Linked DNA regions of Mus musculus: region 2 is linked to region 1. The links are chromatin loops, found by intact Hi-C in ENCODE. Cell type or tissue: left cerebral cortex. All regions are shown on one strand. Links, peaks and the distances in the headings refer to the core of each region. The heading gives the core; the rest is flanking DNA.

Region 1 (7,471 bases), core at 2,289-6,288:
TCTTTCCTTTCTTTCTTTCTTCCTTCCTTCCTTCCTTCCTTTCTTTCTTTCTTTCTTTCTTTCTTTCTTTCTTTCTTTCTTTCTTTCTTTCTTTCTTTCCATAAAGAAGTGTTCAGCATCTTGGCCCTTCACTCTATATAGAACCTATACATAGATTCTGTACATAGGCCCATGGAGATCTTTGGATAGGGTGTGTACTCAGTTGGCTAATAGGGTAAAGGGCCCTTTCAGAGAGTGCCATGTTTTTTAGGAGCCAGAAATACCACATCCCTCCTCCCAAAATTGGAATTTTAGGATTTCCATGAGGCCTTATTGTAAGTACATTGTGTCTCTGAATGTGGTAGTTCATGGGAATGGAAAAAGTCACAAGTCTCCAGAAGCGTTTACAACAGCTATTTGGAAACATAATGGAGTATATGTAAAGGAAAGATGATGTTTCATGGTCTCCCTGTTAGCCATCTGAGAGTGTCACTGTGTGTTTTAAGGGATTGTATACATGTAGAGCACAACACAGGTGAGGACCGAAGTGGATAAAGCAGTAAGGTGTTCCAAGTCTGTCTGTCTCTTTCTGTGCCGTGAAGCCACAAGCCTTGTCTGCTTTGTTTACCAGAGTATCCTTAGTTCCTGTCATATAGCACATGGTGAATGAATTGTTATCTTCCTATGAACTGAGACAGTGCTAGGCCAGAGAAATGACTTGAACAAGACTTGGGTAATGTCTTTGAAGGATTTTCACACTAGATAGTAAGGCAAATAAGTGGGGGGAGAGGGAAACTAATATCATAAAATATGGTAAGAAATATTTGTAAGTATCTCGGGGGAGTGCTTGGGACAGAATTAATTGTGATGAGCAGGGAAGGGTATGTTTGTGTCAGGGGTTTATAGAGGAAATGGTCTTAAGAGAGGCATGTGAAGATTGGGAAATAATCAGAGTGCTTTCTTAGCTCATGAGGAGTGTTGAGGTGAGTGTAGATCTTGAAGGATGTGGAGGGGAGGTATAATGCCAAGTGAGAATGTTTGTGACTTCAGCAGAGCTTATGGTACATAGAGATTTAATGGAACTTCTTAAGACAGAGAAGGTCCTGTGCTGAACAGAGAGGAGAAACTCCATACAATAGGTGCAGAGATGTATTGGCCAATACCTAGGGATGGAGCCAAAAATAACATGTATTTGCCAGGTCAATGGAGAATGCAGGAGAGATGGGTCTACCAGATGACCCACATGAAGAACCACAACATTCTACATGGGAAGAGTTAAATCACAGAGGGAGACAAGGAATGGTGGCTGCTAGTAGCTGGGGAGGAAAAAGTGGGGTGTTACAGTTTGACGGATTTAGAGTTTCTGTTTTACCAAGTTGACAAGGCCTTCTCTGAGGTTCCCTCACAGGGGATGTGCTGGAAAGGCTTATTTTATTTTCTCTGTGCTCCTTAGAGTGAATGCTTTCTGACTTCCAGAAACTAGCCATCTACAAACTACATTTTTCTCAACTCCCTGGTAGCTTCCCTTCCTGAACTGGTTCAATTTTGATGATTCTGGAACATTAACATACACTTTAGAAGAGAGAGATGGACTGGGACCATACTACTTGGCTAGTCTGTGGGGCATTTAGCTTTTCTGAGGCAACTCTTCTGAGGGGATCTATGTATTTGAGTGGGTGATGGAGGCAGTGTACGGGCCACTCTCATGTCATCAGATATCATGGGGCAGACAGGAATTAATGACATGAGCTGGCAGCACTTTAGGGCTTGTACTCATATTTAAGTCCCTTCAACACTGAGAGCAGCTGGTGATTTTCTGCAGGAGGAGGAGACCTTTGGGTCTCTGTGCTCATACACCCAGATCCGCAGGGTCTAGTTTCCCCATTTCCTCTCTTCCATTTCTTCTCCCCTTCCTCTCTCAGCATCCCCTTCTGTAAGAGTCCGAACTTTATAATGCTTTTGACTTGCTGGTCAGTCAAGTTGACTTACAAAGTAAAGTTTTTGGTTCACATGTAGCTCAGATCTCAAGATCCAGAGATTTACCCTTAACCCAGTTCAGCCTTACGTATCAGGGATTGAGACTCTTCCTGGCAAGTACACCAGTGGTTAATTAAACATGGAGCCTACAATTAATTTGCTGTCTTAAGATCTGTGTTTACTCCACATACACTTATACAAATCTACTGTCTGTCATCACAGTAAATCTCCCTTTCTCTGAGTTCTTTTGCTCTTGGATAACACTGCCATGATCTCTCTTGAAGTTAGAACTTTCCACCAATTTACTGCAAGCTAGAAGCTGTACTGCCTATATAGCTCAGTTAGCAACTGGTAGTCATTTCTCTCAACGAGCAGTTGCCGTATTTGAACTTACTTCCTTTTTATTACAGTTATTTGTGTGTGTGTGTGTGTGTGTGTGTGTGTGTGTGTGTATGTGTGACAGTACACAATTGCAGGTCAAAGGACAACTTGGGGAAGTTGACTACCTCCTTCCACTATGCAAGTTCTGGGATTCGAACTCAGGTTATCAGGCTTTTTACCCTCTCGGTCATCTTGTTGACCTGTCTTTTTCTTTTCTTTTCTTTTCTTTTCTTTTCTTTTCTTTTCTTTTCTTTTCTTTTCTTTTCTTTTCTTTTCTTTTCTTTTCTTTTCTTTTCTTTTTTTTCTCTTCTCTTCTCTTCTCTTCTCTTCTCTTCTCTTCTCTTCTCTTCTCTCCTCTCCTCTCCTCTCCTCTCCTCTCCTCTCCTCTCCTCTCCTCTCCTCTCCTTTCCTTTCCTTTCCTTTCCTTTCCTTTCCTTTCCTTTCCTTTCCTTTCCTTTCCTTTCCTTTCCTTTCCTTCCCTTCCCTTCCCTTCCCTTCCCTTCCCTTCCCTTTCTTTTCTTTTCTTTTTTTTTTTTCTCAAAGATCAGCTCTTTGTTGGGATCTGGAGGACTTCCCTACCCATTCCCGTCTCTTCTCTTTATCTTTAACAGCCAGTCTCTTGATCTTCTAACTCCATCTTACAGTCTATTTTACAGGGGACTCTAGTGACCCCTTTCATAACAGTCCTCTTTCTTTGGAGGCATTATCTACACATTTTTCACATAGGAACCTTTCCTACTCACCGGTGACTCTTTTCTCTGGATCAGACTGCCTGTATTTGACCTTTTTTCTAGTCCCACTACAGTCCCAGCATTAAAGGAGGTGATGAGGAACCCATGGGAGTTATTGGCGTAAATTAAGGAAGATAGTGAGTAATTGGCAATTGACCAAAAGCCGTATTCCTAACCCTGACCAACACTCATGGAAGTGGACCATACATTGGACATTAAGATAGTCTCCAGTGGGCACAGGTATGCAGCCTAGCTCTTAAAGGAAGGATGGTGACTTTGCTAGACATTTCAATAACCTCCTTGTAGACCCAACACCTCGTAGGAGCCCAATAAACATTGTGTAAGGGAAAATGCATGTCTGGAAACAAGGCAAATAATTACATGTTTGAAGAAGCTCTTTGGCCTAGAAATCTCAAAATAGAGCATTCCTATGCCTCTGGTTGGTAAAACAAGTAATCTGCTCATTTTCATGTCATGGTAAGAATAAAAATCGAGAAGAGAGAGAGAGAGAGAGAGAGAGAGAGAGAGAGAGAGAGCAGTCTAGGCTTTTCACAGGCCTCACTTCCTTGTCTATGAAACAGGAGATATAGTAACATAGTTCATAAAGATCTACAAAGATCTGTAAAGGTCTGACTCTCTGGGTTTCTGTGTCTAGGACATGTGGTCTACTGGACCACCTGCTTCCATGGCAGACATAGCTGACCTGGAAAGTGTCCCTCTATCACTGTTGGACAGATGTTCTCACATATCTAGGAGAGACAAAGAGTTAAGGGACTAGGAGGATCGTATGCTTATAGCAAGACAAAAGTAGCACTTGTGTATAAGATGAAGAATAGTGAAGAGAAGAGAATAAAATATTGGACACCTCCCATGCTTTCTGACCTTATAACACCCAAATTTGTCCTGAATTCATGAGGTGGATATTACAATCCTGGGTTTTAAAAATGAAGAGATAAGACTCAGTGATTTTACAACAGAAGGGCACACAGCTAATGGGTTAGTGTGGTTTATTTCAAAGCCAAAAGTCCACACTTGTGAGATGAGCTCTTCTTGCCCTTACTTGGAGAAGCAGACAAAAAATAGAGAGCCAAAGGAGCATGGTGAGTCTGGTAATTATCAGACATTGGATAGAGGGTAGAAAGTGGAGGGTGATGATAAGAAATGGAATATGAGTATCAGCCAGTGGTACTAGACTCGGTAAATCTACCAGGGGAGCTTTGTTTTGAAGACAGTTAAGATTCTTAGCTACAGTACAAAGGCCAACCTGGATTTAGAGTAAAGACAGACTTGAGTGAGGCTCACTGAATGGCTTCCTGGAAAACTGATGGGATCACCTTCCTCCTCAGCGAGTCCACTGACAGGGTAACATAATGTGAAGGATGCAGGATAAAGCAAGCCTGCTCTCTCTGGTAGTTATTACAAGAGATAGGTTACTGCAAAGAACACTACAGCATTTAGTCTTGGGGTGGGTGTTTAAGAGCACAGCTAAATGTCTGTTATCTTATGGATGAAATCCATTTCTTTAAGTCAGAAGAGAGACCTCATGTAGCTCAGGTTGGCCTGAAACTCTCTCCACAGCTCCTATTCTTCTCTGTTGCTGACACCAGACTCCTAGAGTCTCCAAGTGCAATCATCTCCCCTCTAGATCTCGACACTCTATGCCTCCTGAGGTATAGAGGCCTTGCATGTCTGTCTTGTCTTTTGCTTATCATACCTGCTGCTTCCATACCTGCTGCTTGCCACTTCATGGGTGTGATGCCCATTGCAGACTAAACCCACCCCAGGAAGCTGCCGTTCAAGCACCAGCTCTCAAATGTTGAAATAACAGCTCCTAAAAAAGGTATACCCATAATATTTAAATAGGATTCCTTTAATTGAGCATATGGGCAATAGAATAATTGACACATTCTCTTTTTTATTTTTTCATTTTCTTTTGCCTTAGTATTTTTCCTTTTATTCTCATTTTTTTTTTTGCATGTTTAAGCTTCTTCTCTATGACTAGAAATAGAGAGGTATAGAGATGATGGTGGTGGAGGTGATGATGATGTTGACAATGGTGGAAGTGGGGATTCACCAACATCTTAATAACTCCTATGCCAGGCATTTTGCAGACCTTTCCCTTTTGGATTCTTCTGGGAACTCCTTTAAAGGCTCCTTTTTTTTTCTTTAGTACCCTTTTTTTCTCTTGCCTCCCTCCTCCAGCTCCTCAGCTAGCTGCCACTAGTTAGATTAGTACCCATGCCATTAGCACAAAGCACTGTAAAGCATGCCTCTGTTTGTTTTTAGAAGTCTCCCTCTCCTCCCACAGCCACCTGCATCCCACACAACAGCTGTTAGGAAGAAAATCCCACAGAGAAAGAACTCTGAAGCCAAGAGGAGTTCCACACTGAAAATAACAGCCGATCTTGGCAAGGCTCCAGATCCCGCAGTTGCCCTTGTCCTTGACTTTACCTGCCTGAAACCTACTCAGGGACCTGAAAGAACCTTTGTGAAAACTCTGTGACCAGCACTCTCGTCCCCTGTGCTGAGGTGAATACCAAGGAGTATTTCCACACTCTACACAGTGCAAGGTTCTGTGTGAGACTTGGTTATACATGGGGTCAGGGTTCCCAAATCAGGACCGCCAAGTTACAAGGCAAAGGTAGGGGGAGACTGTGGGAATCAGCGAAGACAGCTCCAGGTCCCACCTCTTGCATCTCTCCTAGGTCTCTTACTGTTTTAGGAGAAGACTGGAGAGATGCATTTGCACTTTCGTTGGGGACTCTGAGTCCATCAGCAGTTCTTCATGGCTTAAGTCTTTGATGACTGTTGTTTTCTCCTTCTGCCTTTCCCCCTGTCTTTACTTCTTTCCCTCCCCCATCCTCTTCCATTTCTCTGTTCTTCCCCTGTCCTCGTCTGTAAGTCCAGTAGCTACCAACCGATTCCCTTGCACACAGCAACAGCTTCCTCAATATACTGTTTAAAAACATGACTGCTACGCTAAACTCCCTGGAGCAAAATGGGAGGAAAGCCATCTTTTTTCTTCATTGATGAGCCCCAGGGGAAAACTGTTCCTTTTCTCCCACCAGCACATGAACAGTGGGCTGAAGCTCCCAGCTACCTACTCCTTTCTTAACCGCCCCCTCCACCAGAGCTTCTGAGAAATGGAGACAGAAATCAGCTGTGTTTCCTGGCCATTCTGCTCTCCCAGCCTCTTACCTTGTCATATTTTACCCAAGCTATTTATCACAAGGTCTACCCAACAGAATAGAAACAATTAGCACTTAATGAGTGAATGCCATTTATTATTCTCATAATCAATTAGGACATTTAATTAGGTATTTAAAACTGAATTAAATTTTGAATAAAAAAAATAGAGATAGGGTCATACCATGTAGCCTGGGCTAGCCTGGGGCTTACTTTGTAGACCAGGTTGGCCTTAGAATCACAAATATTCACCTGTCTCTGCTTCGCCAGTGTTGAGATTAAAAGCATGCACTACCAAATTATGAATTTTTTGAGGGTACTTAGGAAGGATTGGTGTAGCTTGTAGTGGCTACGAGGCCAGTGTTTCACTTTGAAAGGGTTAGGACCATACAAAGTCACACTTACTGGACTCAGAGGCAGAGACTGATTCTATTTTTTTTTTTTTTTTTTTTTTTTTTGGTGAGGAGTTGGAGATAAGTTTGGCAAATATCATTTGCCTCCTGCTTTCAAAATTTACCTGAAACTAGAAACTCATAGAAACTAGAAACAAAATTTGTTATGGACCCATTGTTGTATAAAGAAATGTAAATCAGACACTTGTACATGCTGGATACTTCCTGAGCCAGAAGCTGAATTTGTGAGGGATTTCCCAGTGCCATCTCAGAAGGGCAGACACAGGCGCTTCATTCACTCACAGCTCCCAAGTAGCCGTGGGATTGAGATGGAAGCAGCTAAGCATGGAGTTCCAGGAAAGGGAAGGAATTATGTAGAAGTTTCTTCCTGTTTTGTCTCTGAAGCCTGGCAGGTAGGTGATATTGCTAGGACTCTTGATGCATAGGCAGCAGCACCAAGTGTGTGTGTGTGTGTGTGTGTGTGTGTGTGAGAGAGAGAGAGAGAGAGGGGGGGGGAGAGGGGGAGAGGAGGAGAGGGGGAGAGAGGGGGAGGGTGAGGGAGAGAGGGAGGGAGGAGGAGGGAGGGAGAGAGAGAGGGAGGGAGGAGGAGGGGGGAGGGAGAGAGAGAGAGGGAGGGAGGAGGAGGAGGGGGAGGGAGGGAGGGAGGGAGGGAGAGGGAGAGAGAGAGAGAGAGAGAGAGAGAGAGAGAGAGAGAGAGAGAGAGAGAGAGAGAGAGAGAGAGAGAGAGAGAGAGACTGGGAGACTGGGAGACTGGGAGACTGGGAGACTGGGAGACTGGGAGACTGGGAGACTGGGAGACTGGGA
Region 2 (7,471 bases), core at 1,959-5,958, 72 kb before region 1:
AGCACAGAGGGGCGGGGGTAGAGTGTGGAGGATGTGATGGGCGGGCAGTGTAGGGGTTGCTGCAGAAACAGCATCCAGCGGTGCCCCAAAGGAGGCCACTCAAGTGCATGTAGTCCCGAGACCAGCACATTTTGAGGAAGGAGTGCTTAATTGCTGGTGTTGTTCACAGTTGCTGGTGCACAGAGTCATAAAAAAACAGGTTGAATTGGTTTGAAACGCTCCGCAGAGGCGGTGTCTACTCATCACAAGTATCTCTCATTAGGTGGCCCTCCCAACGCTCTACCCTGGTATACGGGTCTCTGAGATGGAAGATACAGCTTTATGGCAGTTCAGAGAAGGGCTGTTGTGTTTCCTTTTTCTATGCCAGATTGTAGTGTTTCTTGTGTTTCCTGGAAAAGGATTTGCACAGTCACATGTCCTGACTCAGCCCCAGAGACCTGGGCCTCAGGCGCTAGCTAACTGGTTTCATGTTTCTGACTGCACTTTTCCTTTGAGGACAATGGCTCACAGTATCACCAGCATTTTGAAGGAGAAAGCAGGCAACATCCATATCCTACTACAGGAGGTCTGACATAGGATTTTCCCTGTCCAATTTCATTATTGCAGGGGAGGCTTGTGATTGGACAGGGAAAAGGGAGGCAGACCGAAGAGTTACAGAGACAGAGAGGTCTCAGGAGGAGGGAGAAGAAGAATGGAGGCTGACATGGTGTTATCAAAAGCTTATAATAATTGGGTTAAAGCGTTATCATTATCAATTTTCTCTGAAATTATTTATTGGCATCTTGTAAAGTGTGATCTTATTGATACATAAATCTAATTAATTAACTATAAGCTTGAGTCTTGATTTTACCAGGTTATTAAACCGTGAGGATGGTGGATCTATTTGGCTACTGGAGTATGGGACTGCTGGTTACAAGGGATTATAGCAGAGAGGGAACTAGTGGCTCGCAGGACAAGTTAGACAGATGCTGAGGGGGCTAGCTCCAGAGAGTTGGCAGCTACGGTGGCAGGAGCATGGGAGCATGATCAAGTCTTGCAGAGAGTTGGCATCTATGGTGGCAGGAGCATGGGAGCATGATCAAGTCTTGCAGAGAGTTGGCGGGTTCAATTTTTAATATTTCCCACAACAGAGGTCCACATCGAGCAAGGTCTAACTAGCCCACAGTTAGTAATACAGTCTAGACCAAGAAGGCAATGTAGTACAGATCATGTAGCTAAACCTTTTCTCAGAGCCCAGGAGGGCTGAAGAACTCACAAGAAGTCCCGCAAGAAATGCACCATTCAGGATTCACAGTTGTCCTGGTAAGCCTGTGCAGCCTGAATATAATTTGCAACTAATGTATAATGAAAGATTAAAAAAATAATAGGCGATATTAATGTTACCTGCATTTGTATATTGACTTTCTTGACCATCTACCACAGAGAGAAATCTGCATAAATAATATTGTCTTACCTAAAGGAAACTACACACACAGGTGCAGACATATATAAACACACAGATTTGTGCACACATACCACACACACACCATTGCTCAAACACACAACCACATCCTTACAGGGAGAGTTAAAGGCACTTAATGCTCACTTTTACTCCAAATTAACTAAAATGAAAGCACACTTGAAGCAGCGGCATACTTTCTGATGCCCAAGGATATAGATTCATGACTTTTTGTAGCAGCTCGGCTGAGGAGATGATGATCCGGTGCATGGTTAGCATGACTTGTAACAGTTGGTTATTCCGACACAGGTTTCCATCCGCATCTGAAAGTGCAAAGAACAGCATGTGAGTCTCTCAGAAAGAGATGGGGGGTAGGGTGGGGGGTGGGACCCTGACCCTCTTTCAAAACTCCAGGGGACAGACAGCTTAGGGCTGTTCAAACACAGCTCTTTCAGCTGCCAGCACCTTCACCTTGTCTTTCCTCCTGGATTTTACCATCCTCCTGTACCCCTTGCCTATCCCTAATTGATTATGAAGCAAGAGGTGATAGTGTCTTATCAAAGGATAAAGTCTACATCCAGATGGAAAGCAGAGGTAGCTGTGGGATTTATGGAACCCACCATTTATGCAATTGGGGGTTGAGAGGGACTTTCTCTAGCATCAGAGTAGGAAGCCACAGGATTAATATGTAGTTAGAATAAATATCTTTCAAAAGTTTTACAAAGGCACATGGCTAGTTGGGTGCATTTCTAGGGCTGTCTCCTGGCCTTGGACACGCAAGTGAGGGTTCTCAAGTCCAAGTTGTCCTATTACTAAGGTCCCTGTGGTGAAATGAAAGTAAACATTACATATGAAGAGTGGTGGTGGACTTTGAGGGGCCATGATGATTTGCAAAAAGCACCACTAGCTGCGTATTTCCACATCCCATTGGGTAGCAAGCTGTGTTCTATACAGTAGCATGGAGGGTAAAGATGCCCTTTGGCGTGCTTTTCAGAACTGCCTTTGTTTCTATGGCATGGAATGTCAGGGGTTGTGCTGCTTATTTCTACCCTGTCTACTCACTGACTTTCACCATGAATCTCATTAGTCAGTAACACTTGCTAGCTGGGCTCCACTTGGCTTTAGTCTTTTGAAACAACCAGCAAGGAATGGGAGGAGAAAGAAGTTCAGGTTGTTTCTTTCTCATTCCTCTCTGCTTTGACCTGTTTTCTACCTCCTGAGTGAGTTGTCCCTCATGGCTAAGATGCTCTCTGGTCTCTCAGTCTTATCTCCTAACTTATTGGACCTAAGGAATGACTGCTGGTGGTTCAGTACTTCTGGTGTAACATCTTTCAATTTCATGCTTATCTCCACAAGTAGATCTATCTATATCTATTTCTATCTATCTATCTATCTATCTGTCTGTCTGTCTGTCTGTGGTGGTTTGTATATGCTCAGTTCAGGGAGTGGCACTATTAGAAGGGGTGGCCCTGTTGGAGTAGGTGTGTCACTGTGGGTTTCAGCTTTAAGACCTTCATCCTAGCTTCCTGGAAGCCAGTATTCTGCTGGCAGTCTTCAGATGAAGACGTAGAACCCTCAGCTCATCCCGCACCATGCCAACTCGGATGCTGCCATGTTCTCGCCTTGATGATAATGGACTGAATCTCTGAATCTGTAGGCCAGGCCAAATTAAAAGTTTTCCTTATAAGAGTTGCCTTGGTCATGGTGTCTGTTCACAGCAGTAAAACCCTAACTAAGACTCATCTATCTATCTATCTATCTATCTATCTATCTATCTATCTATCTATCTATCTATCTGAACTACTGTCCATCTATAATACTTTTGAAAATACATTGTAAAAGTAGTGATCATTTTCATTCTGTTCAGTAAGTTGTAAGTACAAAACATGGTCTCAGAAGTCCTGAATCCCCAAATGCTGATTTAAAATCACATGTCACTGAGAAAACTTGAGTGCTTACTGGCTCTCTATAGCCCTCATTGCTTGCCTCCCCTTTACCATGGAAGGGCATGTGGAAGCCTACATCTCCTCTCTGTTCCCTTCTCCTCTTTACAAGACTGCTAAGCTTATTTATGCTGGTGAGCCTTCAGTATCCACATTTTCCCTGTTGGTTTTTATGCCCACTGACATTTAACTGTGCTCCTGTGTTTTCTACATAAACCAAAAGTAAATTGATGCTGCATCTCTACATTTATGTTTTCCTCTTCTTCAAGATCTCAGGGTCCCTCAGGGTTACCCCCTTTTTTTCTTCCAGCCACTTGTCAACAATTCCATTTCAACTTCTGTCTCCACAAGTCTGTTTATTGGATAGTTGGGTTCTGCAGGATCTCTGTGCTTAGCCCAGGTTGGTCTTGGACTGGAGATCTTGCCTTAGCCTCCCGACTGCTGGAAGCCCAAGCATGAGCTACCACAACTAGGCTAACTATTTAGTTTCCAAGGTTATCAACCAGCTCCATACTTCATTAGCTCCCCTGGCCTCATCTTACTTCATGATCAGTTAGTCTTCAGTCCAACCGAAGCCACACTGATGAGTCTCCTCCCGGAAGCTTTCTTCTCTTGGCTCCATCTCTCCACACTCTGTCACGTCTCTCTCAGGCTCCTCTTCTGTCTCTTCTCCCTCTGCTAAGCTCTTAAATGTCAGCTTGTGCTACACTTTAATCCTCCCACTTCTTTCTGCTAACATTTTTTTTAATTGAAAACTTCTTAAATTTTAAATTAAAAAAGTGAACTCTTTGCCTAGATGAATTAATCTAGGCTCTGACTAACACCCTCTCTACACAAATATCTGCCAACTTCTGTTTTCAGCACTGAGCACAGACTTGATATGTCCAGCAGCAGCAGCATCTCCACAAAGGCCTAAGTCATAGAGAACTCATCCAGACAGAACTCTTGACTTCTTCTCTGGTTTATTTCTCCTCCACCCTTCGTCATCTACAGAAATGGCACCACCAACCAACCTCTGAGTCATTAAAATTAAACCTAGAATTCACTTGCAATTCTTCACTTTCCCTCGTTCCTGATCCATCAGTGAGTCTTGGTTGTGTTTCTAAAACACGCCTGTAACCTTCCCACTTCTCTCTAGCTTTGCTATCTCTCTAGAGTAGCCACCATGATGCAACAAGAAACCTGGTCAGCTTCCTTCTGCTCTTTTCTAGCCACAATCTCTTCTCCACACAGCTCCCAAAGCCTGGGAAATCAGGTCCCATTCTTAGAATGATCCAAGCTACATAGTCTTTATGGTGGCCAGCAGAGCTCTGCATGTCCTGGCCTCTTTGAATATGGCTTACTTCATTTTGAAATATTTTCCCCTTCTGTACTTCTGCTTCCACTACAAATACTCTGAGCCTGCTGCTAGATTATGGCCTTTGCATTTTCTTTGGCCCTCAATGCTATCTTTTCCCCCACTGGATCTTTCATAGCACACAAGTCTCATTTCATAAGAGTTCTTCCTCGGTCTACCTAATGTAGCCATTGCTCTGCTTGAATTTCTTCATAGCACATATGATCTGGTTGTCCCATTAGTCTTTAAAAATGTTCAACTTTCTACATTTTCAATAGAATACAGATTTTCTAAGTCCTGAGTCTTGTGTATTCCCCACCACCCACCCCCAGTCTATTTTCAGAGTCTGGTCAGAGTGCTGACAGATGGTGTGTACTCCAAGAACATGGGCCAAATAAGAACATGAACTATGCCAAATAGGAATCCCCCTGACGATTTGTGTCTCTTAGGTAAGTCACTTGGCTTTTGCCATTTGGTAAGAACATTCCTATGAAATGTTCGTTCAACTTGATTATGGTTTTGTAAATGTCCCACCCATAAATTCTTTGAAATTTGTATTCTGGTAAGATAGGATGAGGATGGGAACTGTTTTCTGTATGTATGTCTTATGCCCTGCATCTACGGGTCTTTGCTCTGCTCATAGCTTTGGCTATGTGCTGGTTGACACAGGTACCTTTGTTGAGGGCCAGATCCTATAGGTCTCCAGGTTTCCTTGGACCAGTAAGCTGGTATGAGTGGGTTCTTGTCATGATGACAGGACAATGGAAGCAACATGGGAATATCCATGGCCTCCTAAACTATGCTGGGAAGTGGCCCGCTGTCATTTGCCTCATTCTGTTGGTTAAACAGGTTATGTGTTTGAGTCTGCAGTGGAAGGACAGGAACTTCAAGTCATGGGAATCATTAGACAGACAGAGGGGGAAATGAGGACAACGATATGACGAAAACAATGAGAGCTACGGGGAAACTTTTCAATGCAACATTTGACAAATGTGATTTACAAAATGCTTTTCTTGGGAAAAGTGGTAGTGTTCATATTCCTCAACACCGTGGTGAAAGGCAGGAGAAGCTACACACTATACCTAATGGGAGGCACACACTAGCATGGTCAGACAAATTTATTCAGGATGGACTGCCCCTAAGACTTGCTATCCCCACATTTCCTCATGGCTGGGCAAACATCTTCCCATGGTTATTCACATAGGATGGAAGGGTCCCAGAAGTATCCTCAGTGAGATCATGCAGGGTCTTTGGAAAGATTCACAGATCTAAAAGGGCTTACCATGGAGATTAGACAGACACTGAAAGTGTCTTCAAATATTTTATATTACTTGTTAGAAAGTTTAGATTCATTCTGTGAGATCACAAAAGGTAGCACCCGAGTTGATGGACAGACATAACAAGAAACAGAATTTGGCTTAACAGGTGGCAGAAAAGTTATTCACACCCAATGCTGAAAGCATTCCTATCACAGAGAACTTGGAGTCTGGAGATGATACCCAAAGAGTATGCTGGCATAGTGATTCTTGTTTACTAAAGTCCTTTGCAGACCAAGGCTATGCTAAGCATGGTACTGTGATTTCTAATTCTTAGAACAACCCAACATGTAGTTCACAACTTACAGGAGAGGAAATTCAAGGGTAGAAGGGTTGGGTAATATGTCCTAGATCAAAAAGACAGTGGGGCATAGAGGGAAGGATCTAGCCCAGTCTGCTTGATTCCAGAACTTTTTAAATTTCCTACGTACCTGGCTGCATGCTGTGTGGCCATCCGTCAGCCCAAGGGATTCATGTATTAAATGTGAAGCAGACTCAAGTGCTTTAAGAACATGTTTGACCCTCTGACTCTAGATTCTAGAAATGGTGCAAGAAAGCCTAGTTGGACTCAACCTGCATATAGAAAAATAACCTTTGTATTCTGATGATTTCTAGAAGTCTCTTATATGTCATGGTTGCTCCATCCTGATCTTGAATGTTGTCTTTAAGATGCCAGGGATTCTTGCCCAAGATACACAGGCATCTTCACACTCCCTGCCCCCATACCCTTTCTTCTACAGCTTCAGTAACATGCCCACATGGTGGTTTGTGAATCACACATGCTTTCTGTGGCAGTGAGAGCTGGAGAATGGTAAGGTCAGGAGGGGATGGCTCACTCAGTAAAGGAAGGCAGGGATGAATCGAGGGGAAGAACAAAGAGAAGTACTTTCTCTGTACACCTAGACAGGGTGTCACCTCTTCTCCCTTCCTGGTTCTCCTTTTTCTATGACATTGGCTTAGTCTCTTGCCCCTGCCCTACCACCATCTTTCTCCCACATGACCTTTGATGACTAGATAATCTCACCAAGGGAGCATTCCCTGCCTGCTCTCATCCCACAGAACAAACACTTCTTCAAGATGCTGGTCAGGGGGAATCTATCTACCTTCCAGGGTGCTGGATTTTATTTTGATAGTTTGTTATAATTGCTGTAAGCTGATTTAAATATTTCAATGAATAATTCTACTTTGTTTTCATCTTTAGGCTTTTAAAAATGCAGAGTGTCATATGAAAAATTCTAATAAGCAAAATGTGCAATGCATAATAAAATGTGCATAATTTTTCACTACCATCTGCTGTGCTAATTCTTAAAGGGGTTGAAACTTCAGTGGAGTGCACTGAACGTCACTCTTACCAACTTGCCTCAGGGAATGATGGACATATACTTCTTGGGAAATACCACAATGAAACACATCTAACCTGTGGACCATTTGCTTGAGG

What was found. A loop is a pair of places that touch in the nucleus more often than their neighbours do. Peaks named below come from ENCODE experiments on the same cell type or tissue, not always from the same donor. Only the 100,000 strongest peaks of a DNase experiment are listed, where the experiment ranks them.
Region 2: a loop joins it to region 1, with 7 times the contacts of the local background. A loop is called at or near these places in 3 of 42 quality-filtered maps.

Annotation. Positions count from the first base shown.
Region 1 is chr2:117,376,104-117,383,574 of GRCm38, forward strand. No RefSeq gene overlaps it. Among named protein-coding and RNA genes, the nearest start is that of Gm32020, 20 kb to the left of the region's middle. In left cerebral cortex, for the core only: no CTCF peak of the experiment used is centred there; DNase peaks (open chromatin) are centred at 4,782, 5,371, 5,841 and 5,952; H3K27ac peaks cover 1,694 bases.
Region 2 is chr2:117,304,123-117,311,593 of GRCm38, forward strand. Rasgrp1 (RAS guanyl releasing protein 1) reads right to left here. Exons shown (of 17, transcript NM_011246.3): 3 at 1,656-1,761. Among named protein-coding and RNA genes, the nearest start is that of Rasgrp1, 35 kb to the right of the region's middle. In left cerebral cortex, for the core only: no CTCF peak of the experiment used is centred there; a DNase peak (open chromatin) is centred at 4,132; H3K27ac peaks cover 2,291 bases.